Linked DNA regions of Mus musculus: region 2 is linked to region 1. The links are chromatin loops, found by intact Hi-C in ENCODE. Cell type or tissue: gastrocnemius. All regions are shown on one strand. Each heading gives the region's core, and the rest is flanking DNA. Links, peaks and the distances in the headings are about the cores only. Region 1 overlaps Tcf7l1 (transcription factor 7 like 1 (T cell specific, HMG box)). Region 2 overlaps Tcf7l1 (transcription factor 7 like 1 (T cell specific, HMG box)).

What was found. A loop is a pair of places that touch in the nucleus more often than their neighbours do. Peaks named below come from ENCODE experiments on the same cell type or tissue, not always from the same donor. Only the 100,000 strongest peaks of a DNase experiment are listed, where the experiment ranks them.
Region 2: a loop joins it to region 1, with 2.1 times the contacts of the local background. A loop is called at or near these places in 1 of 42 quality-filtered maps.

What each region holds. Positions count from the first base shown.
Region 1 is chr6:72,629,899-72,646,138 of GRCm38, forward strand. Tcf7l1 (transcription factor 7 like 1 (T cell specific, HMG box)) reads right to left here. Exons shown (of 12, transcript NM_009332.3): 5 at 4,202-4,334; 6 at 3,318-3,420; 7 at 3,029-3,112; 8 at 2,058-2,198; 9 at 1,317-1,476; 10 at 1,114-1,221; 11 at 58-133. It overlaps Gm15401 (predicted gene 15401), which reads left to right. Exons shown (of 5, transcript NR_040422.1): 3 at 153-247; 4 at 6,424-6,641; 5 at 7,181-7,819. Among named protein-coding and RNA genes, the nearest start is that of Gm15401, 8.7 kb to the left of the region's middle. In gastrocnemius, for the core only: CTCF peaks have their summits at 6,282 (motif pointing right) and 7,243; a DNase peak (open chromatin) is centred at 6,347; H3K4me3 peaks cover 328 bases; H3K27ac peaks cover 727 bases.
Region 2 is chr6:72,741,804-72,758,043 of GRCm38, forward strand. All of the region lies in intron 3 of Tcf7l1 (transcription factor 7 like 1 (T cell specific, HMG box)), which reads right to left. It overlaps Gm31249 (a long non-coding RNA gene), which reads left to right. Exons shown (of 2, transcript XR_377763.3): 1 at 1-2,458; 2 at 6,755-8,219. Among named protein-coding and RNA genes, the nearest start is that of Gm31249, 10 kb to the left of the region's middle. In gastrocnemius, for the core only: a CTCF peak has its summit at 9,624 (motif pointing left); no DNase peak of the experiment used is centred there; H3K4me3 peaks cover 3 bases; H3K27ac peaks cover 193 bases.

The sequences.
Region 1 (16,240 bases), core at 3,832-8,831:
AGAGTGTCCGGGACAGTGGGAGGGGAAGCGAGGGGCACCAACCAACCCAGGACTCACCCTCTGCCTCTTGGATTTGCTGCTGAGACTGTGTCTGTGACAGCTGCTTTTCTCTCTTCCTCTTCTTCTTCTTCCCCTGAAAAACATGGCCACAGGACTGATGAGTAAGGACAGAATAATACTAGCCCGGCAAGAAGACCCCAGACTACCCTAGAACAGAGATGGCAGCCCTTCTCCTGATCGTTCCTGGGTAAGGTGCTGGAGAACTGGCCTGGGAGACGAGGAAAAGCGACCCTGCCCTCATTTCTCATAAAGTCCCTCTGGTGGGGGCAACCAAGCCTCTTGGTCCCGAGGACCTTCGAGCTAGTCTGTCTCTTGCACCCTTTACTCCCTACAAGAGTGGTTTTAAAAGCTTCTGTCCCTCCTCCTCACACATGTGTGTGTGTGCTCATGAATGTGTGTGTGTGTGTGTGTGTGTGTGTGTGTGTGTGTGTACAAGCATTCGAGTACATGCAATGCACACGGGGACCAGAGGATTGCCCTGGATGTCATTCCTCAGGCACTGTCCACCTTTTTTGGAGACAAGGTCTCTTCACTGGCCTGGAACTTGCCAAACAGGCTAGGCTGGCTGGCTGGCTAGTGAACCCCAAGATTTGTTCTGTTCAGGGCTGAGTCTAGGTACACAGCACCATGGCCCAGTTTTGCATGTAGGTGTTAAAGATTAACACTTGACCTGTTGGCAGGCAGGCAGTTCACCTACTGAGCTATCACCCTGGCCTGCTTACTGACCTTTTCTGAGCAGTCCCAGGCCTCTCTGAAAATTTGATGCAGCTACTATGAGCCCCCTCACCAGATTAAAAAAAGGAGAGAAAAAGAAAAAAGGAAAGAAAAGGAAGAGAGAATAAAAGCATACATAGAACAATCCAACAAGTCTCACAGAAATTCTAGACACAGCCCCTAAAACTTCCAACTTGGCTTCCTTATTTCCAGGAAACATGGCTTCTCCTCTAGAATCAAGCCGAAGTAGCTTGCTCTCTCGCCTCTGCATCCTGAAGATGCTGCTCCCAAGGTCTGAGTTCCTGCACGCACGCACGCACGCACAGCATGAACACTTACATAGTTGTCCCGGGCTGACCAGGTTGGGTAGAGCTGCGCGTGAAGCTGCCGTTCTTTCCGGGCAAGCTCATAGTATTTGGCCTGTTCTTCTCTTGACAGGTTGTGCCACTGAGGGAGAGAGGGTGAAGACACACAGAGCCATCAGGGTAGGCGGAGACCCTGAGGCCCCTCTGCCAGGACGAGTTAACAGCAGCAGGCATTACCTTTCTTCCCAGGATTTGGTTAATGGCTGCACTTTCCTTCAGGGTACACTCGGCCACCACCTTGGCCCTCATCTCCTTCATATACAACATGAAGGCATTCAGGGGCTTTTTCACGTGAGGTTTCTTCTCCTCTTCCTTCTTCACCGTAACTGGGGATTTCCTGGGGAGGCACAGGGCTGAAGGTTAGGTATCACCATCTTCAGACTTCCCTCCTGCCTGCCTTCACTGGGAGGAGAGGCTTGTTTGGTGGCCATGTGTGACTGCTTTCATGATCTGGGCAGAGGTGGGGGGGGGGGCGGTGGGAGGGGATGGAGGGAGGAAGGGGAAGGGAGGACAAGAGAGGAGAAGGGAGGCAGAGCGTGGCCTCCCTCAGCCATAGGTCTGGTGGTGTGGGTGTTTCTGCTATCTTTCCAGCACAGGGATAATGCCAGGGTCTCTCTGGCACCAGCTGTCACCAGTCCTTGAGAGAATTCCTTTCTCCCATCCTGGCCTTACATTTTATTGGGGACGACAGGGTAGGGAGGGAAGCCAAAAGCTTTCTTAGCTCCTCACAGCCACAAGAACCTGTCTGAGGACAGAAGCATTAGGTCTTAAAGGAAGGGCCATGGCAAATCAAAGAGAACAGCGTGCACGGGAGAAGCCAGGGCTTGGACTGCCAGCTGCCAGCAGGAGAGAAGACCACAGGGCACAGGCTGAGCAGAGAGTGGATCACACCCCTCCCCCCAGAGGGATCTCACTTACGCACTCACTGCAGGGCTCAGGCTGGGGGCTGCTGGCTCCTGCTTCACAATGGGGGAGACGATGGCAGGGTGGGGGATTCCTGAGGTGGGCAGACCAGGATGGGCAGGAGCCACCATGTGTGGGAACCGGCTTGAGACCAGGCTGTGTAACAAGGAGACACAAGTGAGAACGGAGAGGCAAGGGCTGTGTGCCGCCCACCGAGAGGGTGGTCACCTGCAGAATTAGGCGGTCAGTTTTGGGGGCCGCCCAATGACACTGTCCCTTCCCCTAAACACACACAGCCTTGGTGCTGGATGCAGGCAGAATGAAAAACTTAGAAGGACTGCAGGACTATAGGCCGCCTGCCACTGGTGCTCCCACTGTCAGGTAGAGCCACCCCTGTGAGAAATCCCTATACACTGTTTCCTTTCCTGGCATTACCATGGAAGATACACATTTCCTCCTAGTCTCTGGCTTCAGTGTGTCATGTTTAAAATGACTCTGTTCCATAGAGTCTGGTAAGTAGGGATGTGGAAGGAGGGTTTAGCTGCGCGCGAGCGTGTGTGTGTGTGTGTGTGTGCATAGTAGGTCCTGGGGTGCCCATTCCATGGGGTTGTGGTGTAAGGAGTATGAGTAAGAGCTAGCCCCTCATCAAAGAGAAGTAAGGATCAAGGAAACCGTGCAGTGGTGACGCACGCCTTTAATCCCAGCACAGGAAGCAGAGGCAGATGGATTTCTGAGTTCGAGGCCAGCCTGGTCTACAGAGTGAGTTCCAGGACAGCCAGGGCTATACAGAGAAACCCTGTCTCGAAAAACCAAAACAAACAAACAAACAACAACAACAACCCCCCCCAAAACAAACAAAAAAGGATCAAGGAACCCCACCATCCTGCCTAACCTATAGGTGACTGGTTAGCTTATGGCCAGAAGTGGCAGTCACTAATATCCCTGGACTGTGACATCATGTTGGCAGCCCCGGCCTGAGGACTCACCTGGACATTGAAGCGTTCATGGCGAGGGCAGGGTAAGGATGCCGGAAACCACCCGGAGGGAGAGAGTACATGGGCTGCCCTTGCCTGTGAGGGGGGAGGAGGGAGGAAGATGATCTGGTCAGCCAAGTCGGAGGGGGCTGGAGAGGATGCTAAGAAACGGGCGGGAAGACAGAGGAGTTGGGAGCAAGCTGTCCAAGGCGGGAGTGAGGATGTCTAAATCCCGAGTCCAGAAGGGCAGAGCTCAGTGGAGGGAGGAAGGAGGGTAAGAAAGGCTTTGGGGTTTCCTTACTGTGGGACGAGCCAGCCGAGGGGATGGGGGATTTGTCCGACAGCTCCTGGAGACAGTGGGTAATACGGTGACAGCTCAGATGGATGAGGGGGCCGGGGGATTCCTGCTTCCAAAGAGAGATACGTCAAATGCTTCCCTCACCCAGCCTTCGTAACCTGCGTAACATCCCATAGGAGCTGCCGTGGAAAGCCCTTGTCTCTCAGCATCTCTGCCCCTTTCACCTTCTAGTAGCCCTGGGCAGTCAACTCAAGGGCATCCAAGGGAGAGAGGACCCAGATACAGTCTCTCTAGTTACCCAGAAGCCATCTCTGCGGATGTAACTTTCTTTTGTTGACTGCACAGGGATTCATACAAGGCCCAGGAAATACCCAACAGAGAGCAAATATTACTCCAAGTCCTCACTTATTGAGCTTTCTAGACAACCAGCCTCATTCTCAGTACAATAACCTTTCTCTGCCAACAAACCACCCTGCCTCTAAACTCTGGGTTTTTATTCGACGGTCATCTCGCCCTACCCCCAAATAATCATTATTTCTTTAAACATGGGCTCTGAAAATTCTTAGTGTTACAGTGACTCAGTAGGAACGTTATGAAGACCTAGGCTTCCAGGTACGGACAGGTGTGGTGGGCAGTTAATTATCACCTTCCACACATTAAAGCCAGCTCCGCCCCCATTGTTTTAAAAGCCATTTTGACGTCTGTCCAGAAGGCTCTATTGGAAATATGTGGTGTAGTGGGCACACGTTCTGGTTATAGAGGCCCAACCTCAGATGACTAAACAACCCTTGCATTTACAATGGTTCCAGGCTCTATACTTAACCCCCGACCCCATAGAGCCCCACCACCGCTCTTTGGGAGCCCAGCTTGTCACAGGGGCCACTCACCTGTCTTTGGGTCGATCTCTGGGGACAGATGCGTGGGAGGGGACGCAGGGGAGAAGTGGTCGTTGCTGTAGGTGATGAGAGGTGTCAGCGGGTGCATGTGATGAGGGTGCTGAACAACAGGAACTTTGTTGGACTGCAAGAGAGAGAGGAGATGGACTAGGCACAGTGGCAGGAAGACGGTGTGTCCAGCCAGCTGCCACTCACCGGTGGCTCCTTTCAGTGTAACACCCTTTCCAGCCCTCACAACTGGCCTAGAGGGAAGGAAACGAGAAGAGGATGAGAGAGGGCCTCGAACTCCCACCCCGGTCTCTAACTCCCACACAGCCCCCCTTTATGGGTACAGCGGGGCGCTTGTGGGCTGTGCCGTTCTGACAGGAGCTCTCGGGTTTATGTAACCACGTTCTGACTTTACTGACGAGAAGCCCTTTGACCTCTCTGTCACTTCCTGCTGCCCCTCTTTTCATCCGATATGCATACCACAAACTCTGGTCTGCTCAGTTCCTGGGGCTTCCTGGGTTTCCAAGTCTTATAGCAGGTAAAGTGGGCAGAGCAGGGATGAGAGCAGGAAAGCCCATCCTGATCATGAGGTGTGCTGCTGGCCTTGGTGGTGCAAAAAGGCCTCAAACCGAGTAGCTTCCTAGTTAGTCCTCTGTACTTGTTAGCTGTAGCAGCATAAGGTGAAACTTAAATACTGCCTTCACATTTTCAAAGATTTATTTATTTTATGTATGTGAGTACACTGTAGCTGTACAGATGGTTGTGAGCCTTCATTTGGTTGCTGGGAATTGAATTTTCAGGACCTCTGCTCACTCTGGTCAACCCCGTTCGCTCGGGTTGGCCCTGCTCGCTCAGTCCCTGCTTGCTTGGGCCCAAAGTACACTGTAGCTGACTTCAGACGCAACAGAAGAGGGCGTCAGATCTCATTACGGGTGGTTGTGAGCCACCATGTGGTTGCTGGGATTTGAACTCAGGACCTTTGGAAGAGCAGTCAGTGATCTTACCCACCAGCCCATTCACTTTTTTGGAGAATTTTTTTTTTTTTTTTTTAGTTTTCTAGAGACAGGGTTTCTCTGTGTAGTCCTTGCTGTCCTGGAACTCACTCTGTAGGTTCTCAAACTCGGAGATTCGCCTGCCTCTGTCTCCCAAGTGCTGGGACTGAAGGCGTGTGTCACCTACACCTGGCTGCTTTCACTGTATTTCCTGGCCATCACAATGATGAATATACAGCACAAGAAAGAACATGTGCAATAACTAGCTCTGACATCAGATTTCTAGGAACCAAGTGAGTGTATCCAAATGATGAACCTGGGTTTATAGGGGCCAGCCTGTCAAAGGGTAATTTTCGGCACTATAAACGTAATAGGGCTATTGAATTACAGAGAATGTTCAGTGGGTCAAGGTGGATGCCTGATAACCTGCCATCTCTTTCTAGATCCCTCAGGGTAGATCCTCTGACCTCCACAAGAACACCATGGCTAAAGGATGCCCACCCACATACACACAAAGAAATATAATGAATAAAAATAGAGAGAATTGCACAAACCATGATACAATTCATAAACAATGATTCTAAAACTGATTGCTACATAATCACACAGCTAAGCCAGCCCCTGCCAACAACGCCCCATGTCATTTATTTATCTTTGACAACATCGCATTATATAGTCCAGGCTAGTTTCGAACCCATGATCATCCACTCCAGCCTTCACGCTTCAGTTTTTAATTTATATTTATTTGTATCATTTTTGTCATTTTATAGTGAGAACTCTTAGGCTGGAATATGTAGCACAGTTGTTTAGCATCCTTGAAGCCCCACGTTTGATCTCCAGCTCTGTGTAAACTGGGTGTGGTAGCATAAACCGGTAACGCAGACACTTGCACTCAGGAAGTAAAAAGATCAGAGGTCAAAGGTCACTCTTTGTTACATAGTAAGTTAAAAGCCAGCCTGGACCAACCCCCTTCCATAAATAAACTAAAAAGTTTCAGTTGCCTGCTTACCCTTCAGTCAAAGAACACATAAAGGGAGTTCAATTTGCAAATCTAGGTATAAATCTAAATGACCTGCGGGTTATAATTTTGTACCACTAGGGGGCATCATTGTCCAGAAAATGGTCCGCGAGGGGCTGGACAGGAAGTGTTGCTGAGCAAGAGTTGTCCTAGAGGCTGGCCTGTCCTCTTAGGAGGCTACCTCCCACTCTGTCCTCACCCACTTCTCTCTCCAGCTGTCCCCAGGAGCTTGATGAGCACGGCAAAGGCTGAGGCTACCGTCAGGAATGCAGAGCCTCAAGTGGACAACCTCAGTACAAGACGTAGGAGCCACACGGGCTTGCTCAGCAAGGAATGCCATCCGAAACAGAGCCAAGTCCTTCCAGCAATGCCCCATCCGAAACAGCCAAATCCTTCCAGCAAGCTACATAGGTCGAGCACCTTCTCAGCCCAGGTATCTTGACAACTCCTCTCCCTGATCCATTTTAAAGTTTTGTGTGTATGTGTGTACACAGATGGAGACCTGAGGAGGGTCTCCTTGATCTCCTTTTGACTTACTGAGGTCTCTTGCTGAACCCAGAGCTTGTTGATCTTGGCTCAACTCCTTGCCCTGTCTTTATAATCTGCTAAATCCATGCGAGGCTGCCACAGCTGCCTGGGTTTTATGTGTTCTGAGCATCCCAGTTCCTTCTGGTCCCCACACTTTATCTGCTGAGCCATCTCCTTTGGCCCGCAGCTTCACCTTGCTGAGGCAGGCTGTGTAACTTAGTCTGCTCGATGACCACCACAGCCTGCTTCAGTCTTTTCCCTTTTGAAGCTCTTCAAACTCACAGCTCTTAAGAAAGCAAAGGGGTCCCCAGGGCATATTTTAAGCCCAAAGTAAAACCAACCCCTAAGGGCTCGCCATGGAAAACTGTCCACCAGAGGAGTCCCCCTCCCTCTTGTTGTCCTTCTTCTTTTATAGATTTATTTATTTGCTTATTTCATGTATAGGATTGCTCAGGTGTTCATGCACACCAGAAGAGGGAATCAGATTCCATTATGCATGGTTGTGAGCCACCTTGTGGCTGCTGTGAATTCAACTCAGAAGAGCAGCCAGCCTCTTAACTGCAGAGCCATCTCTCCCTTAACCTGATCAGAAACCAGCTGCATGGGATTGATCGCTCAGGAGAGTAGACCCTTCCCTTCTGCTGTCAATCACGATGGAGTCCTGGACTTGACAATGGCTGCCCAGGAAATCACCCAACATTTCAGTAGACAACTAACAACGCTATTCAGAATATGAGTTTTGTCAATCATCCATGACCCCTTAGCTGATAGAGAAGGGCAGGGCTCCCGGGGAGAATGGACACTGAAAATGTTTGCAGTGACATCAGTTTCTTTGAAACATCCCAAAGTCCATGGGGAGGGAGCAGGTCCAGTAGAGGTCGTTCCTTCAGACACACTGTGGGTGGTGTCTGCCAGAGCTGGTCAACTGTGGGGCTGGTAGGGGATCCCGGAGGACTGAGACTCCACAGCAGCACCCTGCCACCCTCCGACTCTGCCACCTGCCCCGGAGCAGCTAAGCCAGGGGTCCCTCCATTCTTCTGTCACCCGACCCAGGTAAATAGAAGAAAGTATCAGCTTTGCCACATCTCCTGACTCTTAACCTCAGGTTGGTTGCAGGAATATCCCCAAGCTCCTCGTGTATTTCCTAAGTGTGTTCCTAAGGTCTGAACGGCGACTTAGCTGGGCTCCGCTAACTGAGATGTGTTACAAGAGGAAGGACCAACAAATAAGCAATGTGTCAACCAGAATATAGTCCCAAGGTCCAATTCTCTTGCAGCAGATCTCACATTCCACATGGCAAGAACTCATTTCCGGTTTGTTTGCTTGTTTACTTGGGTTTTCGAGACAGGGTTACTCTGTGCAGACCCGGCTGTATGGGAACTTACTTTGTAGACCAGGCTGGCTTCAAAGTCATAAGCCCTCTTGCCTCTGCCTCTCAAATGCTGGGATTAGAGTTGTGCAGCATCTCAATGGGCTAGACATTCCTAATTTTAAAACATTTAAATGTGTGTGTGTGTGTGTGTTCGTGCATGCTGATGATGTCACGGTGTGCTTGTGGAGATCAGGCGACAATCTGTGAGAATGGGTTCTCTCCTTCTATCATGTGGGATTCAGGGCTAGACTCTCAGATCTTCAGGCTTACAGGTAAGCACCTTTAACCACAGAGCAATTTTACTGTGCTCAATGCAAAGATTTTAAGAGTAAATGTATTCATGAGAGTGAGCAGGCCCTACTGACCACCACCAGCCCAGATCTGCTTTTGTTTGGTTTTTGTTTTATCTTGGTAATTTTCTGGCTTAAAGTTTTATGGCAGAGAGCAACGTTCTTTGCATCCACCCTATCACAAACAGCTAAAGAACTCTTCCTTAAGTCAATTCCTTAGATGATGGTCTCCTTTTTAATTATGCATATTTGCCTCCCCCCTCCCTCCCTCCCCTTCTCCCTTCTCCCTCTCCTGTCCTGTCCTGTTCTGTCCTCTCCTCTCCGGTATCTACCTGTCTCTACCTCCCTAGTCCTGGAACTAAAGGCTGGGATAAAGCCACTGTGCCTGGCTTTATTTTTCTTTTATAATTTTTTTTATATTTATTGACTTTATGTGTATCAGGGTTTGCCTGTGCGTATGAATATGTACTATGTGTAAGCCTACTTAAGTTTGATACCCACAGAGGTCAGAAGAGGGCATTGGATTTCCTGGAACTGGGGTTAGGGTGGTTGTAAGCCAGCAGGCGCTGTGATCCTGTGCAAGAGCAGCGAGTGCTTTTGACTGCTATGCTAGCCCTTGTCTCCAGCCCTGGTCCCTTCCTTGAGTGGCCTCTTCATGAGAACTTGACATACAATGTCAGAAGCTACTCTGCTCTGCTGTCTCTTACTTTCCCCAGATGCCAACTTCTGGATTCTTCACCGATTTCTGGTCCCCTATTTCTAATTACGCCCAAGTCTATCTTAAATTTAGCAGAAAAATATTCTGGAAGGAGCCAGCTGGCACAGATAGTAAGGGTGAAAGATTTATATGCAACAAGAGCCAGGCAAAGAAGAAGTTAATTAAAATTTGGACAAGAGGGACTTGCGAGATGGCTCAGCTGGTAAGGTTTAAGTCACCAAGCATGACAACATGAGTTTAATCACAGGAATTCACAAGGTGGAAGAACAAAATGACTGCTAAAAGGTATCCTCCACCAACACACCACCAGGTGTGTGCTGCTCCTTGGCCCCCAATAACCAGGCCAGGCGTGATGGCACACACCTTTAATCCCAGCATTTGGGAGGCAGAGGCAGAGGCAGGTGGATCTCTGAGTTCGAGGCCAGCCTGGTCTACAGAGTGAGTCTCAGGACAGCCAGGGCTACACAGAGAAACCCTGTCTTACAAAATAAGAGGATTTACATAGTGACTGAAGGCAGAGCAAGTTAGGCACGCAGTGAGAGGAGGGGCGATCCTGGCACAGGAACACTAGTGTAGATGCTAGGCGGTACACCTAGGGCACTAACAGAGGCCATGTACTGAGCAAGATAAGGAGGCAGTGAGGCCTCGCACAGGAGCAGAACACTGGGAACGGCCTGGGTTTCAGCTCTGGTGCCTCGGGCACAAACACTCCAACTAAGCTTGGTTTGATGGCACACACCCGCTTCCCGAAGGATTGAGAAGCTGAAGTTAGGGCAGTGAGCTAGCTCAGCAGGCAAGGCTTCTGAGTCTGATGGCCTGATTCTGACTCCTAGGACACACATGATGGAAAGAACTGACTTCCATGAGTCACACACACACACACACACACACACACACACACACACACACACACAGAGGTAAAAGTAATTTTAAAAAATTAAAAAGAAATGTCTGGGCAGTGGTGGCGCATGCCTTTAATCCCAGCATTTTGGAGGCAGAGGCAGGCAGATTTCTGAGTTCGGGCCAGCCTGGTCTACAAAGTGAGTTCCAGGACAGCCAGAGCTATACAGAAAAACCTTGTCTTGAAAAAACTCAAAAAAAAAAAAAAAAAAGGCTGGGCAGTGGTGGCACATGCCTTTAATCCCAGCATTTGGGAGGCAGAGGCAGGCGGATTTCTGAGTTTAGGGCCAGCCTGGTCTACAGAGTGGGTTTCAGGACAGCAGCCAGGGCTATACAGAGAAACCCTGTCTCAAAAACAAACAAACAAACAAACAAACAAACAACCAAACCAAAACAACAACAACAAAACCAAACCAAGCAAAAAACCAACAACGAAAAAGAAACGAAGTTGAGACCAATCTAAGTTATAGAATGAGACCATGTCTTTAAGTCACAGCACAAGGCCAGAATCCAAAATGAAACGTTCCAACCCTTAAGACAGCAAGGACCATGCTGCAGGCCAGTAAAGATGTAAAGATAAAGGCAAGGACCTGCAGGCCAGGGAGAGAGGATGCTCTGGGATTGGAATGTGCCCGTGGGTCCTTGTGTGCAATGGTCCTTGTGTGCAATGGTCCTTGTGTGCAATGGTCTGTCTTGAAAGCTTTGCAGGTTGGGCCTTGACTATAATTCTTTAGCTAACTCCTTCCTGATCAGAGGTCTCACCTCCCGTTCTCGTTAGTAGGGATACCACGGGGAACCGAGGGGTACTTTATCTTTTTGCAGTTGGTACTACTATTCCTTCCTGTGTGTCCAGACTGGCTTCAAACTCTTAGCACTCCTCCCTGGTGACAGGCCTCCCTCAGTGACCCAGTCCTGGGAGAACATTTAAAACCCCTGCAATCCAAATTGTTGTTAGAATTTCACCAAGGTCAACAGAACCGAGAGTTGTTTCTTGATTACCGAGCTCAACATCTTCGCTTCAAGTCCACTTTAGCTGGCATGATAGATCTCAGGGCTACAGAGCGAGATCCTATCTCAAAACCAATCAACGACAACAAAACCACACCAGCATGGTACACCATGGCATGGATGTGGGGGTCAGAAGACAATTTGCATAAGTAAATTCCGTCCTTTCACCATATGGGTCCTGAGGACAGAATCAGGCCACCAGACTTAGTGACAAGTGAGGTAAAGGCCCTCACCACCAGTTTGTGTAACTGTGTTATCAATGGCACAAATTTGCTTTGCTGCATTGTCGATTCTATCTCTGTGGAGGCCGGAGAGTGGGAGGTGTACGAATTTCAGAGAAACTAAAGGACAATCACAGAAAGAAACAGAACGAGGCTTCTCAACCTGTGGGTAGTGACCCCTCTGGGAGTCAAAAATAGCTTTTCACTCGGTAGCCAAGGGCCATCGGAAACCACAGGTGTTTGCGTAATGATTCATAACTGTAGCAAAATTACAGTTATGAAGCAGCAATGAAAATAATTTTACGGTTGGTGGTTGCAGCATTAGTAAGGTAAGGTTGAGAACCACCAGTCGAAGGAGTGATGCAGGCCTTGCCCTCTCGTCTTGACTGCCTTCTCAACCCAGTGGGTAAATACTCGTTGAGAAAGCATCTGCACGCCTTCCAATCCTCTCCCCAGAAAGCACTCACTAAGGACCCAGGGGCAAACAGCAGCACTAACATACAATGGAAACACCTGGCATCAGCTAATCCCAAAGCCAACATCTCTAACATGGGCGTGTTGACACAGTGGGTCTGCTCCTGATAGGATGAGGACACCTAAAGCTGGGCTAGCTCGTGTGACGTCCTGGGCTCCCTCCTGCCCACTGACTAAGCTGAGCCTGGTGGCCCAGGCGTGTAATCCCAGCACTCGAGGAAGGAGGGTCAGAAGTTCATGGCAGTCCAAGAGAACGAACCAAGTCTGAGGCCAGCCCGAGCTCTGTGAGGTCATTTACTCAACAAAACAAGAACAACAGAAAAGCCCAAGAAGGAAATGGCTGGCTTTATGTGAGAGTCAGGGAAAGGCAAGCTGGGCTGAGGCCCTGGGCTGACGGAAGCTGAAGTCACACCAATAAAGCCTAGAGGAGTGGTGCAGACGGAAGACACAACCAGCACAGCCGTTATTACCGTGGGCTAGAGAGCTGTGTGAAACGCTAATCTTTCTTTCCTTTTGCTTGTGTGTTATAAGCACATGGCCATGCATGCATTGAGGACAGAGGAGGACGCAGGGTGTCCTAACCCATCCATCACATTCCACCTTACTCCCACTTATTCTCACTGAAGCCTGAGCTAGGCTGTAACCTGGGGTTACAGGAACATGAGCGTGGGCACATCCTTCTGTCTTTTTAATGTGGGGGCTGGGGATTTGAACTCAGGTCCTCCAGTTAACACTATACACACTCTTACCTACTGAATCAACTATCTCCCCAGGCCCTACTCTCTCTCTCTCTCTCTTTCTCCTTCCCTCCCTCCCTCCCTCCCTCCCTCCCTCCTTCCTTCCTTCCTTCCTTCCTTCCTTCCTTCCTTCCTTCCTTCCTTGATATCTCTATTTTGGTTACCTAGGCAAACATTTCTGTTCCTAAGAAACCTACAGTGTTCAGGTCACATTTCCAACTATCAGGAATGGAAAAAAGAAGAAGAACATAAGGAGGGAGAGAGGGAAAACCACAGGAGCTGGCTAGATTTGTAGATCTGGATAAAAAGTATGTGGGAGTTTCAGGTAAGAAAGTTTGAAACTATATTCAAATAAAAATTAACATTAAGTAAAAAGTATAGTCAGTGTGGGAGAACAAATGGGAGGAACCACAGACTTATGAATTGCAGAGACTTCAGAGTCTACACAGGTGTCCTGATGAGATGGAGAAATAACACAAATTTCATTTATTCACTTTTAATTTATTTATAAATAGGACTTCATATGGCCATGTATAAATTTCCTCTATAGATAGATAGATTGCAGAGAGACAGGCAGCCAGAGAGGGCCTTACATAGCCCAGGCTGTCCTTGGACTCACTATGTAGATAAGAATGACCTTAAACTCTTCTTGGCCATCCTCCCCCTACGCTCTAAGTGCTAGGATTACAGACGTGGACCACCATATGCCCCTGCAATGTACAATACTAAGGGAAACCCCAGCCAGTGATTCGGAGAGCGTTCACGTGCTAAGCAACCTGAGGCTTCTCTGCTTGGGGCGGGGGCAGCGAGACGGTCGTCCTTAGAAGGAGAGCATCCAGGCTCTGATTCAGCCACCCATGCTTTGGCCAGAAGCTCTTCAATATGCTTCTGAGAGTGAGCCAGTGGATAATAACAAAATAGGGCATTCGCTATTACAATATTAGTGTAAGTGGCTGCGGGCTGCAGGCTTGGGTTTTTGTTTTTTTGTTTTTTTAACTCATGAACCTCCCCCCCTCCCCCGCCATGCTCCAGCCAAGTCTTGCTCTTTTAAAAATGTTATTACAGTTTTATTTATTGACTTTTTTGTGAGTGTGTGTATGTGTGTGGAAGCCAGAGGCCAGCTTGTAGGAGTCTGTTCTGTTCCCTCCGCCATGTGGGTCGTCAGTCAGGCTTGGTGGCCAGCACCTTTACTAACTGAATATGCACAGGGCCCTGAGTTCAATCCTCAGAGCCCCTAAACCAACTATGGTGGTGAGTGCCTGTAAAGACAGACAGACAGACAGACAGACAGACAGACAGACAGACAGACACACACACACACACACACACCAGTGGTACATTATGTAGCAACACATACATGCCAGCTATCGTCCCTTATGCTCTTTGGCACTTTCTCAAGTGACATAGTGAAATGAACATAATACTTTTATTTTTTGTAGTTGCTTCTTTCTGTTTTTGAATACTTGCTATGTAGCCCAGGTTGGCCTGAACTTCTAAGTCTCAGCCTCCGCCTTCCAAGTACTAGGATTACAGGCATATGCCCACACACCTGACTCATGCATCACAGTTATCATTTCTGAATGAGAAGAGGGAAATGGCTCTCGAGTAAGGAGATGTATATAAGGGCTATCCATCTTTCTCAGAGACCATTCCCCACTCCTGCTCACTTAACAAATTCTCCTTGTGCATATGGAAGATGAAATACTTGTGAACAACGACAATACACTGCCCCCCATCCTTCTCCGCGCTGCAGGAAGAGACTGGTGAAAGATAGGGTAGGGCATGGTCAGTGTGGGGGGTCAGTGTAATTGTCCCTAAGCACTGAGAGTTCGGTGCTCAAACACCACAGTTAGCTGCACAGGGGACTAGAGAGAGGGTTAAGAGCACAGGCTGCTTTTGCAGGAAACCTGGGTTCAGTTCCCAGTATCCAGAGGGCGACTCACAACCATCTGTAACTCAAGTTGTACACCCGTGGTCCTCAACCTTCCTAACACCGTGACCCTTTAATACAGTTCTTTATGCTGTGCTGACCCCCAACCATAAAATTATTTTCATTGCTACTTTATAGCTATTATTTTGCTACTGTTGTGAATTATAATGTAAATATCCATTTTCTGATGGTCTTAGGTGACCCCTATATAAAGGTTGTTCGACCCCAAGGGGTTGCGAACCACTGTTCCAGGGGCTCGATGCCCTCTTCTGGTTTCCTTGGGCATCAGACATGAACATGGTGCAGTCAGTCAGGCAAGCACTCATGCACATAAAATAAAGTCTTTCTAACAAAGCAGAACAGGAAAACCAAATAGTAACAGGCGATTTTTTTTTCTATCTTTCACCCCCAGCTTACTTTAGAGGTGTAAATGGAAAGAATACTAACCGCCAGCCCTGCCCCCATGACACTGGGTTGCGACTCACTGAAGACTCCAGCCACATGACTCACCAAATCTCTGCAAGTACGAACCCTATTTTCTTCATTGGCCCTACTCCCTGGGCAAAGCTTCTTCAAATAGTTTACTTCTGATCTAAGCTAAGTTTTCATAATCTAGTGTTTTTATTTCTCTAATAAAAAAAGAAAAGGAAAGGAAAGGAGAGGAGAGGAGGGGAGAGAAAAGAAAAGAAAAGGAAAGAAAAGAAAAGGAGAGGAGAGGAGAGGAGAGGAGAGAAAAGGAAAGGAAAGGAAAGGAAAGGAAAGGAAAGGAAAGGAAAGGAAAGGAAAGGAAAGAAAAGAAAAGAAAAGAAAAGAAAAGAAAAGAAAAGAAAAGAAAAGAAAAGAAGAGAAAAGAAAAACCAACGCCCCTGCTTCTGTGATCTTGTCCTAAGAAACTTCAGGTCCAGCTCACGCCCTCTGGCTTGGACAAGGAGTCAGGTTCCGTGATTAGGGAGGTAGGGAGCACCTCTCTCCCCAGCTTCATGTCTTTGATTTGCAATTACGGGAATGATTCTCAACTCTGGCTGCCCCTTAAAGTCGCCGTGGGGAGCTTAAAAAAAATTAAGATACCAGCCCCACCCCAGCCCAATTAAATCATATCCTTGGGGGATTAAGATGTTAAATTCTATGGGCTCATTATCTCTATTACCTTCGCAATCTGTCCACTTGTTTTGGCACCTAATTCGGGCCCTCATTACCTCTTAGTTCTGCTAATTAAACTTGATGTTAATTGTTCATTCCCTCTCTTAATTTCTTAACAATGACGACCGCAGCAGCAGTGGTGGCGATGAGGGTGAAGTGTGGTGACGTTTGGAAAGCTAACCCTTAGTGAAGAGTTACTTTGTGTTGGGCACAATGCTGAACTCATTACAGCACACCAGCTCATTTCTGCACAACTCTATGATGTCAGTGCTCCTCTAATCCCCATTTAATAGATGAGGAAACTGAGGCAGAGAGATGACGTAATTTGCCCAAAGCTTTGAGAAGAGAGGGAAGCAAAGCCGGGATCAGAACCTGCAGGTTTCCACGGCAACCATGACCAGCACATCTCAAGGCAGCGCCCTCCTCTCTGTTCTTGGGAGTTTGGATAAGCTGCTGTACTCTAGGTTGGTATTATTTCCCCTTGGGCGTTATTGAAATTCTTTATTTTATTTTATTTTATTTGGATTTTCAAGACAGGGTTTCTCTGTGTAGCCCTGGCTGTCCTGGAACTCACTCTGTAGACCAGGCTGGCCTCGAACTCAGAAATCCGCCTGCCTCTGCCTCCCAAGTGCTGGGATTAAAGGTGTGTGCCACCACTGCCCAGCGAAATTCTTTTTAAACATTGGGGATTTAATGTTTGCTTTCTATTTAATT
Region 2 (16,240 bases), core at 7,318-12,317, 120 kb after region 1:
GCAGTCAGTGCTCTTAACCACTAAGCCATCTCTCCAGCCCAAGACAGTGTTTCTCACTGACGACTGATCTGAAGAGGCTGACCGGCCAGTGGACTCTGGGGATCTGTCGTTCTCAATATCCAAATTCAGGTCTTCATGCTCACTTAATTATCTGTCTCCTGAGTCCAATCTATATCACTATGTTAGCCCAGGTTAGCTCAGCCTCCAGAGTGCTAAGATTGCAGATTCGAGTCACCACGTCCAGATAGATTTCCCTGGGGTGGTTTATAGTTTATTGATTTACACTTAGTCTTTGGCACTGGCCAGACTGCGCAGGGATGCTTTCGTATCCTTACGTAAATATGCAGGCCACTCTGTCAGTGTTCAAGAACTTCGTCTTTGGGAAGGCTCGTCTCTAGTCCCACCAAAATTACTAACAAGCATAGAAACAGGACAGCTGGACCCTGAGATCTGTGGAACCTGAAATCACTCAAAGCCTCCCTTAGAAACCGTAGGGGAGAAGCAGTTGAAGGCTTTGACAAAACTATGGGAGATGGGGCAAGGGGCACTGTCAAGTGTTCTTCTCAGGCTGAGGCTGAGAATCACTCATGTTCAGTGCCGACAGTGAAGAAGCCATTGGCTTCTTGCTGTTTGTTGGCTGTACATGGTGTTGAACAAATCATGTGGCCTCATGATAGTTCCATTTTTCCATCTGTGAAGTGGGGCCAGCCCTTCTACGGCTGCTGTACATGAAGGGGTAGACAGATACTTGGAGCAGTGCCTGGAGCCCAGGAAACACCCCACGGGTCATCTGTTACTTCCTTGCTTTGGAGGCCACCAGAGGGCAAGTATGAGAGACTCCTGGGAGCCAGACGGTAGAGACGATCACGCTGAGGTTTCATTGAGAATCGAAAAGATTTGCTCAGATGAGAGCTATTAGGAATCTGTGAGCGAGGCTTGGGGAGACCGCCCAGTCCATAAAGTGATTGCTCTTTAAGCAATGATGAGTGTGACCCCTAGAACTGACACTGTTAAAAAAGCTTAGGATTGGAGAGTGGCATCAGCATTAATGGGCAAATCTGGCTCTGCCAGAGGACCTAAGTTTAGTTCTCAGCACCCAAGTTGGGTGCTTGCAGCTGCAGTTAACTCTAGGTCTAGGGATTGGAAGCCCTCTTCTGGCCTCCACAGGCACACAGGCATTCACATTCAGTCTCCACACACCCTACCCACATAATGAAAAAAAAAAATCATAAAAATAAACCTTAAAAAACAAGAAAAAAGAAAAAAAGGCCAGGCATGGGGTAGACTTGTAACCCCAGCAGTGGGGAGAGGAAGACAGAAGGATCTGAGTCAGTTGCTGGCCAGCCAAGCCTACAGACCAGTGGGAGACCCTATCTCCAAGAAAAGGACAGTAGAGACTGGGGAGATGGCTCGGTTATAGTGCTTTTTCCTGTCTTGCAAGCAACATGTCTGAGGACAGGAGTCTGCACCCCCAGTCCCTCCCAAGTGCTGGGTAGATGTGGCAGCCCACCTGTCTCTCCAAGAGCTTGGGGTCCCAGCTAGACTAGTCACACAAGCAAGCTCTAGGGTCTGGGTTGTGCTAAAGACTCCTTATGTCAACCTCAACCACTATATGCACACGGACTACATACACATGTGCATCCACATACCGGTACACACACCCATGCATAAATATGCACACGCACACCACATATATACACATGTGAAAAAACTTACAGGTGTGTGGCCACTGAAAATGACACGCTTTGACTTCCTCATGGATGTGCACACACCCGTGCGAGTCTGTATCCACATGAACATATGCTTACACAAACACACAAGAAGTCTGTGGGTGGATTCCCACATATATAATGGCTTGGTTCTGTCCTGCCAGAGCAAATGGACACACCCAACAGGCAGCTGGGCCCTCGGCTACCACACTGCTACCCCAAAGCTAACCACAGAGCATTTTGCAAGCCAAAAGCTTCAGGACACAACACTGAATCATTGAACCCACATTTCTGCCCCCCCTCTCAAAGGGTGGGGGTCCTTGACTCTCTCTCCAACTGATGTCTTTCTGTCCCTCCTGCCTACTCAGCCCTGGAGCTGTTCCCGGGACCTTGCTGAGCCATGTCCTGGGTGGTAACACCCACGCAGGATAGCCAGACTCACCCCACACATGCAGCCATTAAAAATTAACTCCAGAGATCTTTAAAAGCAGAGAAAGTCACCAGAGAGAAAGGGTACAAAGGACAGGGCATGACTAGAGGTTTGGGACATAGCATCTAACAAGTTTTGACTGCAGACAGAAGACATTTTCCCCCCTTTCTTTCAGAAAAGGATGAGAAATCTTTTTTATGCATTTGCCATGGGAAACACTCAGCTCAGCACATTCCACAAGCTAAAAGGAGGCAAACCAACACGATGGCAGAACTCTCCTACCAGCCCACAGGCTCTCAACAAACCCCTGCACTGCCAGGTAAGGGAGCCTTTCAGCCTCCGGAGCAAGGGCTGCACATAGGCAGAGTAAGGGGGCAGTCTGACTCTGGGACGTTAGCCAGCATCACTTAAATACTCTACGCTGCAAAGAAAGTTCCTTTTAGACACAGGGCTCGATGCCAGTCTTATTTATTCTGTTAGGTTTTTTGAAGGTGAGGGTATGAGGGTGGGGGACGGGACCAGAATCCTAGCGATATGACAGTCCAGAGGTTTATTAATTCTGGCAAGCAGCAGCACCACCTAGAAAGAGTTAGGAACTCACGTTCCACCCTCTCTCCCAGCAGCCCAGCACTGGAGGCTGACCACATGTGTGAGGCCAGTCTGATTCAGTCTGTATAGTGAGTTCCAGGCCAGCCAGGAGCTGACTTAGTCAGAGCTTGCCTCAAAAAGTGTTGGAGTGGCGCTGAAGAAATGGCTCCATTGGTAAAGCGCCTGTTATGCAAGCAAGACTTTGGATCATAAGCACTCATGTAAAAAATACACTGGGTAAGGTGGGAGTTGATGGATCCCCAGTGTTCACTGGCCAACCATGCCAGCCAACCAGTGAATTCAGTGATAGACCCTACCTCGAATGATAACGTGAAGAAGAACGTTTGAGGGAGATGCCCCGTGTTGACCTCTGACTTCTACACATGTGAAGGAAGGAAGGAAGGAAGGAAGGAAGGAAGGAAGGAAGGAAGGAAGGAAGAGAGACGGGGCAAGCCAATGAGATAGCTCAGCAGGTGAAGGTGCCTGCCTGGAGCCTAGTAACCTGAGTCAGGACCCACATGGTGGAAGTAGAGAACCAACTCCTGAAAGGTGTGCTCTGACCTCAGATGGATGCCATGGTGCACGCCCCTGCCACACACACGTAAATAAACACATGTGATGTCTAGAAAAATACATTAATTCTTATGTTCATACCCTTTAGAATCAAACACTAGGGGCTTAAACTCAATGGCAGTGGGGCCAGGTGAAGCTGCAAAGTGAGCCCTACCTTCAGATGCCTATCACAACCATCTCAAAGGTTCTGAAAACTAGACAGGATGGGTGTCAAACACAACGAGACCAGGGCATCAGTGAATGCTGCACTATGCTCAGGTCCTGGAGGTATGAAAAACACTAGCATGAAAAACACTGGCAGGTCTCAGGTCTTTATGTCTATCAAATGGACAAACATCCGAAGGCTGGAGAGACAGCTCAGCAGTTAATCGTACTTGCTGCTCTTACAGAAGACCCAAGTTTGGTTTTCAGCATCCACAGTGGGCAGCTCACAACTAACTGCCTCTTATTCCAGCTTCCGGGGGATCCAACACTCTCCCCGGGTCTCTTCCCACGCTCGCAAGTGTGCACTCACACACATGCACACGTATACACATTAAAAATAAAAATCAATCTTTAAAAAAAACCAACTAGACAGCTTTCTGAAAAGTGCTAATGCTAAAAGTCAGCTCTCTGGAAGGGAGGGTGAGCGAACGTCCGTGGACTCTGAGACTTTGACCCCACCATCTCCCACACAACAGTCCCTTCTCCTCCAAACCTAGCCCCTCTTGGAAACCAGCACGCAGGAAGGATTCCACAGTGACTCGAGGGGAGAGACTAACGCCTCTGTCAACGGCAAGACTGAGGGGTGATGGTGTGTGGCGAGGAAGGAAAAGGCCCACAAAACAAACGGCCCTGGCTGCCGTGAGAGGAAGCTAAAAGAACAGCCCCCGCCCCGCAACATTAGGTGAAAAGACAGGAAGTTCTAGAAAGGATGCAAAGATGTTGTTTTAAGCCAGGTGGTGGCGGTGTGTGAGCCTTTAGTCCCAGAATTCGTGAGGCAGAGGCAGAAAGATCCCTAAGATCGAAGCTAGCCTGGTCTACAGAATGAGTTCCAGAACAGCCAAGACACCACAGAGAAACCTGTCTCCAAAAAACAAAACAAAACAAAAAACCCCAAAATGCTGTTTTGTTTTGTTTTGTTTAATCCCTTCTGACGGATTAAAATCTCGGTCCTTTCCAGGATAAACAGCATTTTGTCTGGCATATGGAGATGTTTCTGAGGCCCCCAAACCTGGTCCTACCTCATGATACTTGATGCCCCCTGCTTTTTCCGAGAGGTGGGGCCTGCTCTCCACAGTCTATGTCACTGGTTAAGATATGAATGGCAGTCTACACTTTCCACACAATTGATTGCTGCAATCCTAATGCCCACTGTAGCTACAGGGTGTCCATATTCCAGGCTTCACCTCCAATACCCGGACTTAAGAATACCAGGGAGGGGAAACCACCCCCAAATTTGTACATATCCTCTGGTAATAACTATACAAGATATGGATGAGTCAGAATATAGACAAAGGAAGTAGTCAATGAAAGTGGATTTGGGGCCTGACCCGCAAGTAATCCCAGTTACTCAGGAGGCTAAGGCAGAGGGATTACATATGCAAGGCCAGCATGGGCTACAAAGTAATGCAAAGCCCATTTGTACAACTTACCAGGACTCTGTTTCAAAAGTAAGAGGGTCAGGGAGATGGCTCAGAGGATAAAGACACCTGAGAACAAGGCTGACCTATGACCTACACACACACACACACACACACACACACACACACACACACACACACACAATGTAAGGGTATGGTGTTGCTCAGTGGCACTGCTCTTGGTAAGCATGTAGGAGGGCCGATATTCAATCCCTGGTACCACAAACAAAACAAAAAGTGGGATGCTGGACTGTAGGTTAATCATCTTTTCCTCTGTCACATAATGTGACAGACACTGATTATATTTTAAAAATTTAAATAAAGCCAGATGTGGTGGACCACACCTTGAATCTATCACTTGGGAGATAGAGTCAGACAGCCGTCTGTGAGGTCAAAGCCAGCTACATCTATGGTCTACGTTATAGTTTACATAGTGAATTCCAGAGCAGCAACATCTAGGCAGTGAGACCCAGTCTCACACAAACAAGACAAATTAACCATATGGTAAATACATTAAGAATTATGGGCTGAATGTTCATGCTCCTACCACCAAATTCCTCCGTTGAAATCTAATACGACCGGATCTGGAGGTGGAATCTTTGGGAGGAGATTAAGCTATGGAGGTAAATCCTCATGGCTGAGGCCAGAGAGCTATGCTGCCACGAAGGAATGCAGCAGCAGCCAGCAGTCTGTCACCAATGCAAACCATACCATGCTGGGACCCTGACCTCTGGTCCCCCATCCACCCTTCAAAACTGTAAGAAATAAGCAGCTGGTTGGTAAGCTTCTACATCTAGGTCATTATCACAGCAAGCCACAGGATTTGCTGGCTTCTCTGAGAGTGTAACCTACTGAAAAAGAGCATTCCGATGGGTTGGGAAGGGTGAGTGAGGGGGCATTACAACCAATTTCCCCGAGACAACAGGAGCTGGAACAGTGGTTCTCAACCTTCCTAATGGTTACCCTTTAATACAGTTCCCCATGTTGTGGTGACCCGCCCCAACCATAAAATCATTTTCGTTGCTACTTCATAACTGTAAGTTTGCTACCGTCATGTAAATGTCTGATATGCAAGATTATCAGATATGTGACCCCTGTGAAAGGATCATTCAACCCTCGTCTCCCAAGATGGGTCTTGACCCACAGGTTGAGAACCACTGAGGAGCGCCTGCACTGTGGAAGTACAGACACACCGGGGCAGCGGCGGCAGGTGGATCCAGTTGGTGGATTGGAGTGGTTAAGAGCTAAAAAAAAAAAAAAAAAATTGCCCATTAGTGGAGCTGTCCAACCTCAGAGTTAACTGCCAAGGCCCAAGCTCCTGACCAGGATCTGCGGTATGTGGAGGAGAGGAAACTGGATGGTCATCTATCTATCTATCTGCAGGATGTGTGTGAACTCAGGGGCTTCCGAACTTAACAGACTACACGTTTCAACCTGGCCAGACCTCCCGGTGCTCCGGCTGAGAGGAGACACACTAGAGCTTCCCGTGGGAACTTCTTTTGGCTCACAGAGAGCTGGGGTGTCTGAGGTCTCCTCCAGTCTCAAGTGTCCCTACAAACGTCATTATTTTCCACTCCTGCAATTCCGCCTATATCATAGCAAATGTAAATAACTGGGCATGTTGGTGAATGCCCGTAATCTCAGTCTCAGTGGGACAGGATCAAGATAGCCTGGGCTAGACAAGAAGACCTTATTAGGGGACAGGGTGGTAGTGGAGGGGAGCTAATGTTTATGAGGTGCAAGTCTGTCTCCATGGGAATGAATGCCCCAACCAGCCTTCTAATCCCTCCCCCTAACTTTAAGAAACCATCTGTTTATCTCTTTCTCTGCAGGACAGAAAAGCCTCTGCTGACCATGTCTGGTGATGTCAGGGGAGAACGGCACAGGAATCTCAGCCTCCCTCTCCCAACAGTCAGAAGTTCCTCTGTCAGCCTGGCTCAAGTTACATCACCTCTCCTTTGCCAGACTGGGGATTTGCTCTTCCTGCCCTTCCCAGCTTCCTATTTTAATTTCCTTTTATTCTCTGTTCACCACTGACTCTGCAGACAATAAACAGAGACAACCGAGAAGCAGTGAAAACACTCTATGGAGTTACCTGCTAATGGCAGATCACCCGATCACCATCGGGAAATCAGAGGTTGACAACTGGACAAAGGACGAAGAGGCAGCATTGTTATCCACAGGACTTGTTATCTCAAGTCCCCCAACTCTAACTGCCAAGCCTCTAGGCTGTGACCCCACAGGGAGGGGAGCTTTTGCCCCAGGGGCTCCTGGCAGCCTGAAGACATTCAAAAGTCCTGTTTTGCAGGGCCGGGCACCTGTTGTTCTAAGAGGAAAGGAAGTCTGTGGTTTATGTTTTTATCAGAATTCAGGGATTTTTTTTTTCTAGTGAGGTCAGCCTTGTGCTTTCAGAAGCAATAATGGGAGTAAACCAAGCTTGGCAATGATTTAAACCTGATCCCCACCACCCCGCCTGCACAGACCACTGCACACCCAAGCAGGAGCTCCCATTCACAGCTCCCATCCTCTCCAGTTACATGGCAAAGGGCTCCCAACTCCCAGACGCTGAGCCAGCCAGCATTCACAGAAAGCCACAGTGAATGGTGCAGGACAGGAGAGAGGACATCCTGACATCACAGCAGACTGAAGACAAGGCTAGAAAGAAGAGGGGCTTAAGGGGACTCTGCTGTTTCGTGAGGAAGCTCTCAGGTTGCAAGGTCAACCATTTATACTTGATCGACACACAGAAACACATCATAGCAGACCAGAAAGACAATGACCTAGGTAGACGTACCCGCTATCTCCAGAGCATTGCACCAACTGTCAGGGTTGCCTCCATTTTTTGTAAAACTCACCACCAACACCAAGCATTTCGTTACATTTCAGATGGCTTGCTGGTGATTGAAAGACAGAAAAAAAGCCCACAGGTTCATTGACAAGTGAATAGATAAACAAGACTCGGTATATCCGTCCACGCAGTGGGTTAATACTTGGTCATAAGCAAGAGATGAATGCTGAAAGATGCTACAACACAGATGGATGTACCTTGAAACATCACGCCACATGGAAGAAGCCGATCACAAAGACCCTGTGTCTACCTGGGATAAGTCTAGAACACAGAGAAAAGGTCGGGGGCAGGAGAAACGGGATGTGACTACCAATGGGCTGATGACAATGTCATAAATCTAGAGGGTAGTAATGGCGGCACAACCTTTCGAAAACCACTTAGCTGACCTCATGAAAAGCATGGATTTTTGTGGTATGCAAATCTCAATAAATTTATTGTTTAAAAACTGACTTGGAGCTTTTCTAAATGCAAAACTGGTCCCCTGTTTGTGTCCAGTGTATATGGGTTCCATTTAGTCTACATTAACAATTAGGAGGTAGTTTTGAGCTGAGTAAAACAATGTGTGACCGCACCCATGTGTACTTCTCAACCCAACCTTCTCCCGAGGTCTCCCGTGGCTCTCTTTGCCTGTCTCTGTCAATCAGAAAAGACCAGCTCCTGCAACCTCACCTGTGTCTTGTAATCCCATAGCTCAGGCAAAGACAGGCCCATGCATGTTCCGATGGACAATTGCAGGCACCTGGGCCCCTATGCTTGAGAAGAGAGCCTTGTTATATTTGCCTTTTGGGAGGAAAATTTGCTGGATACGTTTAATTTTCTCCTCTGGAATCTAAGCTTATAAGGCACATTTGGATCCTTTAAAATATTGTCAGTTAGGCGTAGTGGCACACTACTTTAATCCCAGCACTTGGGAGACCAAGGCGGGCAGATCTCTGTGAGTTTGAGGCCAGCCTGGTTTGCAGAGTGAGTTCCAGGACAGCTAGAACTACACAGTGAGACCCTGTTTCAAAAAAAAAACAAAAACAAAAACAAAAAAAAAAAAAACAAAAAAACAAAAAAACAAAAAACAAACAAAACAATATATAGTCTCTGCTTATGTATATATTTTAAAAATTCCATTGCTTAGCTCACTTGGTAGCATGCTTGTCTAGCACACCTCCAGCAGAGCCTGAGCACACTTCCAGCCCCGAGCCTGAGCACACTTCCAGCACTCAGCCTGAGCACACTTCCAGCCCCGAGCCTGAGCACACCTCCAGCACTCAGCCTGAGCACACCTCCATCACTCAGCCTGAGCACACCTCCAGCACTCAGCCTGAGCACACCTCCAGCCCTCAGCCTGAGCACACCTCCAGCCCTCAGCCTGAGCATACTTCCAGCCCCGAGCCTGAGCACACCTCCAGCCCCGAGCCTGAGCACACCTCCAGCACTCAGCCTGAGCACACCTCCAGCCCTCAGCCTGAGCACACCTCCAGCACTCAGCCTGAGCACACCTCCAGCCCCGAGCCTGAGCACACCTCCAGCACTCAGCCTGAGCACACCTCCAGCACTCAGCCTGAGCACACCTCCATCCCCGAGCCTGAGCACACCTCCAGCACCAAGCCTGATCTCTAAGCACCTCTGAAAAACAGAGCAGCGCACACCTGAAACCCCAGGTTCAAGGTCACCTTAATTATACAATGAATTCAAGAACAGCCTGGGCTACATGAATACGTGAGGCCCTATTTCAAACAAACAAAAATCTCTTGGGCAACCACTAAGTGCCTGGTCCTGTCTGGGTGCTGGGGTGGCACACTGAACAAGCCTCAGTGGAGGTGACATATAGCAAATGAGGCAAAAGATGACCCCTGGTGGCAGAAGGGTGCTCTAAATAAAAGAGAGGAGGATGAAGAAGGTTGGGGACAGTTTTAAGTAGTGTGGTCATGAGGGAGGAGAGGTTACTGAGAAGGTGACTATGAACCACAGGAGGCAAGGAGAGGGAGGGAGCATGCTGCTATAAAGAAGAATGTCTTAGGGGAAGGACAGACAAGTACAGATGCCTGAGAGAGAGAAATGTGTGCCAAGGGAGCTTGGGAGCAGGAGATGGGCTCAGTGGTTAGGAACACTTGCACAGGAGCCGAGTTCAGTTCCCAGCAGCCACATTGTATGGCTTATAACTAACTGTCCCATAACTCGCGCTCCAGGGGATCTGATGTCCTCTTCTGGCCTCTTTAGACAGCAGCATAAACATGCCATATACTTAAACTGACATACACACATCCATAAATAAAACAAACAATTTAAGAAATTAATGATAGGTTGGGCACGGTAGCACATACCCTTCATCACTCAGGATGCAGAGGCAGGCAGGTTTCTGTGAATTTGAAGCCAGCCTAGTCTACAGAGTGAGCTCCAGGCCAGCTGAAGCCAATAAATAGATGATAGATAGATAGATAGATAGATAGATAGATAGATAGATGGATGGATGGATGGATAGATAGATAGATAGATAGATAGATAGATAGATAGATAGATAGGTCAAGCTAAAAACCAGTGAGGATGCAGAGGACAAAGTGGGGAGCAGGGAGCTCAGACAGAGTGGTAAGGGGTAAGGTCCTCTCTAGCTCAGATGAGGGAAGAAAGGCTATCCCATGCCTGCAACAAGCTCCGAGGCCTGTCTCAGGACTGGTTTGGGTCAGGGCCTCTCACTGAAGAAGGAGCTTAACTGCCACGCTGGCGGGCAGTCCTGGAGCTTCTGCCTCTTTCTACCTCTGCCCTCTGCCCAGCAGTGGCATGGCAGATGTAAGGCATGCCTGGCCTTTGTGGGGGTGCTCGACTCAGCAACTCATGGTTGGAGGTCAGCAAGTAAAGTGGAGCAAGCACTGAGCCTGCTGAGCCATCTCCCCAGATCTGCCTCTTGTTGTTATTGTTGCTTGAGACAGGGTCTCACCATGTAACACTGACAGCAAACTCACTATAGACCATGGTGGCCTCTAAGGCATAGAGATCTACCTGCCTCTACCCCTGGGAGGTGGAGCCACTGGCAGCCACTGGCAGCCACGGGCAGCCACAGGCAGCTCTTTGCCACAGCAGGAGGTTGCAACGCTGCTTTTTGAGGCAGCTCTTCCTAGCATCCTGAAACAATCCTTCCAATGTCTATAAAACCTAAAAATGCATTCTTTCCTTGACAAGAAGACACAAAACTCATGACGCGCTGTCCCTAGGCAGGAAACTCCAAGGTCAGTCTCTGTCTCTGAGGTCACTCGACCTCTTTCCTGTAAGCAACTCCAGTGCGGTAGCCACAGCAGGGTCCACCATACCTGCTGCTCACCCGGCTTCCCCCGGCCCAGGGAAGGGACAAGTTTTCAGAGTCACTACTGGACGGGTCAACGGGTGTTACTTCTCTTTCTTGGCATACTCAGAACTAAGACCTATCTGACACAGAGGCAACTCTAGTGACAGAGGAGGAGGGGAAGAGGAAGGAGCGCACACACCCTCGCTTCGTGATTTAGCTGCAGAAGGCAAGCTGACAGGACAGACACCACACACTCTGGGAACCACGGTCGTTGAGATGGCGCACGCGCGCGTGCTCTGAAGCACAGGCATGGCCCTTTGCTCCTTAATCTGTTTGTTTTGTCTTCTATAGCCCAGGCTGGCCCCAAACTCATAAAGTAGACCATGGTAGCCTTGAACTCCTGATACCCTTTGTGTGTGTGTGTGTGTGTGTGTGTGTGTGTGTGTGTGTGTGTATACCACAACACCAAGAACATTTTTTAAAAAGAAAAGGAAATAATGAGGGTGGGCTTTGTGGTGCACATCTGTAATCCCAGCCATTTGAGAGGCACAGAATATCTCCAGGTTTCAGGCCAGCCCGAGGTACATAATGAGCCTGTGACTCAAGAAAGCAAAACAGAAATTATAGCAACAGCAATGACAAAAGACTAATAAAAATTAAAATTCCCAATCGCTCAATTTCTTTCTTTCTTCCTTTCTTTCTTATTTACTTATTTATTTGGGTACAAGGTCTCTCTATATAGCCCTAGCTGGCCTGGAACTCACTCTGTAGACCAGGCTGGCCCCAGACTCTCAGAGACCTGCCTGCCTCTGCCTCCCAAGTGCTGGGATTAAAGTGTGCCACCACTCCCAGCTCAATTTTCTTTTGAAGAAAATGCTAGACTTGGTACTTCTGAGAAGGAAGTCAATCTGTGGAAGATACTGACTCTGCCCAAGCCCAGACAGCGCAGCAGAGTGAGGGTAGTTCCCTCACATCCCAAGGTGGGGGTGGGGAGGGTACATGCAACAGACAAGTCGGCTCCCTGTTCCATAGCCTTGGCAACAAGGGCCCTCAGGATCTGCCATCCTCACTCTGAAGTGTTCTAGTCTGTCTCCTCTCCAAGCTCACCAAGGGCCCAAGTTGCAGTTGAAAGTGGACTTCAAAGTTTGCATTTGAAGGCTGCTTTCAACTGCATCAGCTCTCAGTAATAATACCACACCGGGGGGCCGCTCAGCAGGCCTGCCACAGTGGTAGAGTTCTCTCCCACAGACACACAGTGAAAGTATGAAGTCTAGCAAGTTGTTCTCTGACCTCCATGAGTGTTACCTCCATATGTACGTGTTCATGGGGGCGCGCGCGCACACACACACACACACACACACACACACACACACGAGTAAATAAATAGCAAATGGATAAATGCTTTTCTTTTTAATTAAAGAACAAACAAACTGCCCCTCATGCTGGCTGGCCTAGTTCCTGTCTTGGGGATCACAAATCACCTTTGCCTGCCGAGTTCCTCTGACCCCCACCTACCCAGACTCCGTCTCCTGGCTCACAGTCTGGCTAGATCCGGTAGCCGAAGAAACTTCGGTTTGCAGCAGATTGAGGCAATTACCAAAAGCCACAACTGGTCAAGCTGCACAGGACAACTGAGCTCCAGATGCCAGACCCCAGCAGTGTGTGACACTGACTCTGCAACTACAAAATCCCAACAACCGCGGTCACCTAAACAAGCCCTGAGCAGTGATAACACGGTGACAGGCACAGAAATGCAGATGAAGTTCTCACAAGGCTGCATGCACCCCTAGATGGAGAGCTGCAGGTATCAATGGCTGCCCAGAGCAAGAAGTCAGCCCTAAAATACAAAGGAGCCACCACACGAAATGAGTTCAGCAGGCTGTATTATAAACGTGTGCATGACAATAATTAAGGACTAGGGCATGAACTGGAGGAGAGAGACAGGGGTGGGAGGGCTTGAGGAACGGGAATGATGTAAATACAGTACTTGCGGAATTCTTAATAAACAAATTTAAGAGAAAAAAACCTCTGGCAACTAGGGAGATGGCTCCCTGAGTAATGTGCTTGCTGTTGCTACATCGGTGTGAGGCTAAGCAGGCAATGGTTGCCTACCTGTAATCCTGACCTGAAGGAAGAGGAGAGAAGATCCCCAGAGCAAGGATACCCAAGTGGGCAAACCCTTTGTTCAAGTGAGAGAGCTGCCTCGCTGTGGACATGGTGGAGAGTGACTGCAGGAAGACCCCTCCCCCCCAAGGCCAAAGCCTTTCTTCCACACACATGCATGCATACACACACAAACATGCATGCATTCACACCACACATACATGCATATAAAAGAGAGACACGGAGTTTTTCTTCCAATTCTGATCTTTCATTTAGGTCACAATGAGTTTAATTGTCTAACTATATCACTCAAGCAAAACCCAAACCACCAACTAACATCCTGATGGATGGTCGGTGCTCTTAGCATTCCAGGCTAATGACTCTGTAATTATAAATCCCAGCCCTCTCAGGAAGAGCCTGGCACTCTAGGACCCAGGCCAGTGGTGTTGACATTCAATGCAGGGAGCTGGCTGTGTCTGTCACTCGATGCAGGGAGCTGGCTGTGTCTGTCACTCGACAAGTTGGTGGCACAGTTATGCAGCAGAGGACAGAAAGCCGCGGAACACATAGCCCTTGTCCCACCCTGGTTATGGAACCAAGACCTCCCCAAGGGACAAGCAGATAAATGATACATATCTGTTATAAGCTCAAGGAGAAAGAAAGCCGGATGTGCGGGCTGCGATGCCCACAGAAGAACAATCAGTGGTGGAGGCCAACATGGTTAGGCAGGGGGCCAGATGCTAAACAAGTCAGAAGTTGGTGCGCAGTGAGCGTGTGGAGCGCGTGGGATAAGAAGCTACTGAGTGAAGGCACTGGGTAGAATCAGACAGGGAAGGCCTGCAGAACTGGTTGGCGGAACCTCAGAGCTGGTGGGAAAAACTAAAGGAGCGACCATTGGTTTCAAAATACTGGGAAGGTGGACCTCATCCTAGAGCTCCACAGAAGCTCAATGGACGAAGCAGACAGGATGTTCTCAGGCACACGTCTGTCCTTGGGGTGCCGTGTCTGGCTCCTTGATCACTTTTAGCTCCATACCCTCCGTTGATAACCTGCAGTTGTGTCTAAACCCAGCTTTGCTGGGCAGAGTATGGTGCTCATGCTGGGGGGGGGGATGCAGCCCCCCTGCCTGATGCTATGCTTCCCTCTTCACCCCCGACCGTCCTGTCTCCTTGGCTCCGTGGGTCCCCTCGGGGAGCCTTAGTGCCAAACTCCCTTGCTATTTTTATTTATTTATTTTTCCCCCTTCCTTTGTCCCTCTTGCTCCGGCCCATAGGTTTTTTTATTTGTTTCTCATTACAGATGGTTGTGAGCCACCATATGGTTGTTGGGATTTTAACTCATGCCCTCCGGAAGAGCAGTCAGTGCTCTTAACCACTGAGTCATCTCACCAGCCCTTTTATATTTCTTTTTAAGATTTATTTAAAGTATGTGAGTACACTGTTGCTCTCTTCAGACACACCAGAAGAGGGCATCGGATCACATCAGATCTCATTACTGATTGGTGGGTAAGAGCACTGACTGCTCTTCCAAAGGTCTGGAGTTCAAATCCCAGCAACCACATGGTGGCTCACAACCATCCATAACGAGATCTGACTCCCTCTTCTGGAGTGTCTAAAGACAGCTACAGTGTACTTACATATAATAAATAAATAAATCTTTAAAAAAAAAAAAAAAAAAAAGGTGTGTGCCACCACCGCCCGGCATAAATTTGCCTTCTTTAGACAGTTTTAAAAATAACTATTTCGGGGCTGGTGAGATGACTCAGCAGGTAAGAGCACCCGACTGCTCTTCCGAAGGTCCAGAGTTCAAATCCCAGCAACCACATGGTGGCTCACAACCATCCATAATGAGATCAGACTCCCTCTTCTGGTGTGTCTGAAGACAGCTACAGTGTACTTACATATAATAAATAAATCTTTAAAAAATTTCATATTTGTATGTAAGTTCAGGTGTACGCATGCCGACGGGTGTTTGGAGATCAGAGGACAACTTTCAGGTGTGGGTTCTCCCCTTCTGCCTTGTTTGTAGGCAGATTATCTCCTGTTTTTCCTGCTACTTCCAGCAGGCTGGCTTTCAGGCGATCCTCCCTCTCTGGGCCTCCCATCTTACCTAGGGGTGTTGGAATTAAAGTTATACACTCCTGCATCTAGCTGCCTTCTTTCAGGGTCTCCAGAGATCAAACTCAGGGCACTGGATATGCAGTTGAGCCATCTCACCGGCCCTTAGCACATTTGTAGTTAACAACACATTGTTAATTATCAGTACAATATTGTACACCAGATGTCCACACCTTATCCTGTGTGACTGTAACTTACAATCCATTGACTAACATCTCCCCACAGCTTCCGCTCCTTACTCTCTGGCAACAATCATCTGCCTACATCTCGCTTCAAATTTCCTGATTTAGTGTCCTCATACAAGTAGAATCACACAGTATTGTTTGTATGAGGCTAGTTTGCTTGTAATGTTTCAGGGTCTGATCGAGAGGTTGAATCGTAAGAGCTCTGTTGTGAGCGGCTGATGATGATAGTTCACTGTGAGTACACATGGGCCTGCTCCTCCAGAGACAGACACCTACATCATTTCCACAGCTTGGCCATTGTGAATAAGGCTGCAGTGCACATGAGAACATATATCTTCCTGGGATTCAGATTTGAATATTCTTTGGGACAGATACCCCGTGGTGGGACTGTTGGATAATGTGGTAGACTTAATGCATGCATTGTGTTTGTGTCTATGTAAGCTTATGTGCATCACATGCATTCAGATGCACACAAAGGTCAAAGGTCTGCTGGAACTGCAGTTACAGGAGGTTGTGGGCTGACCAGTGGGTGCTGGGAACGGAATTCCATGCAAGAGCAGCGGGTGTCAACGACCATCTCTGACCTCCTGACTGTTTTGTCTTTCCTTTTCCATGTGTCTATCTTGTGTATAAGGGAGGGGGATGATGTGGAGGGCAGAATGAGGGAGGGGGGATGATGTGGAGGGCAGAATGAGGGAGGGGGATGATGTGGAGGGCAGAATGAGGGAGGGGGGATGATGTGGAGGGCAGAATGAGGGAGGGGGATGATGTGGAGGGCAGAATGAGGGAGGGGG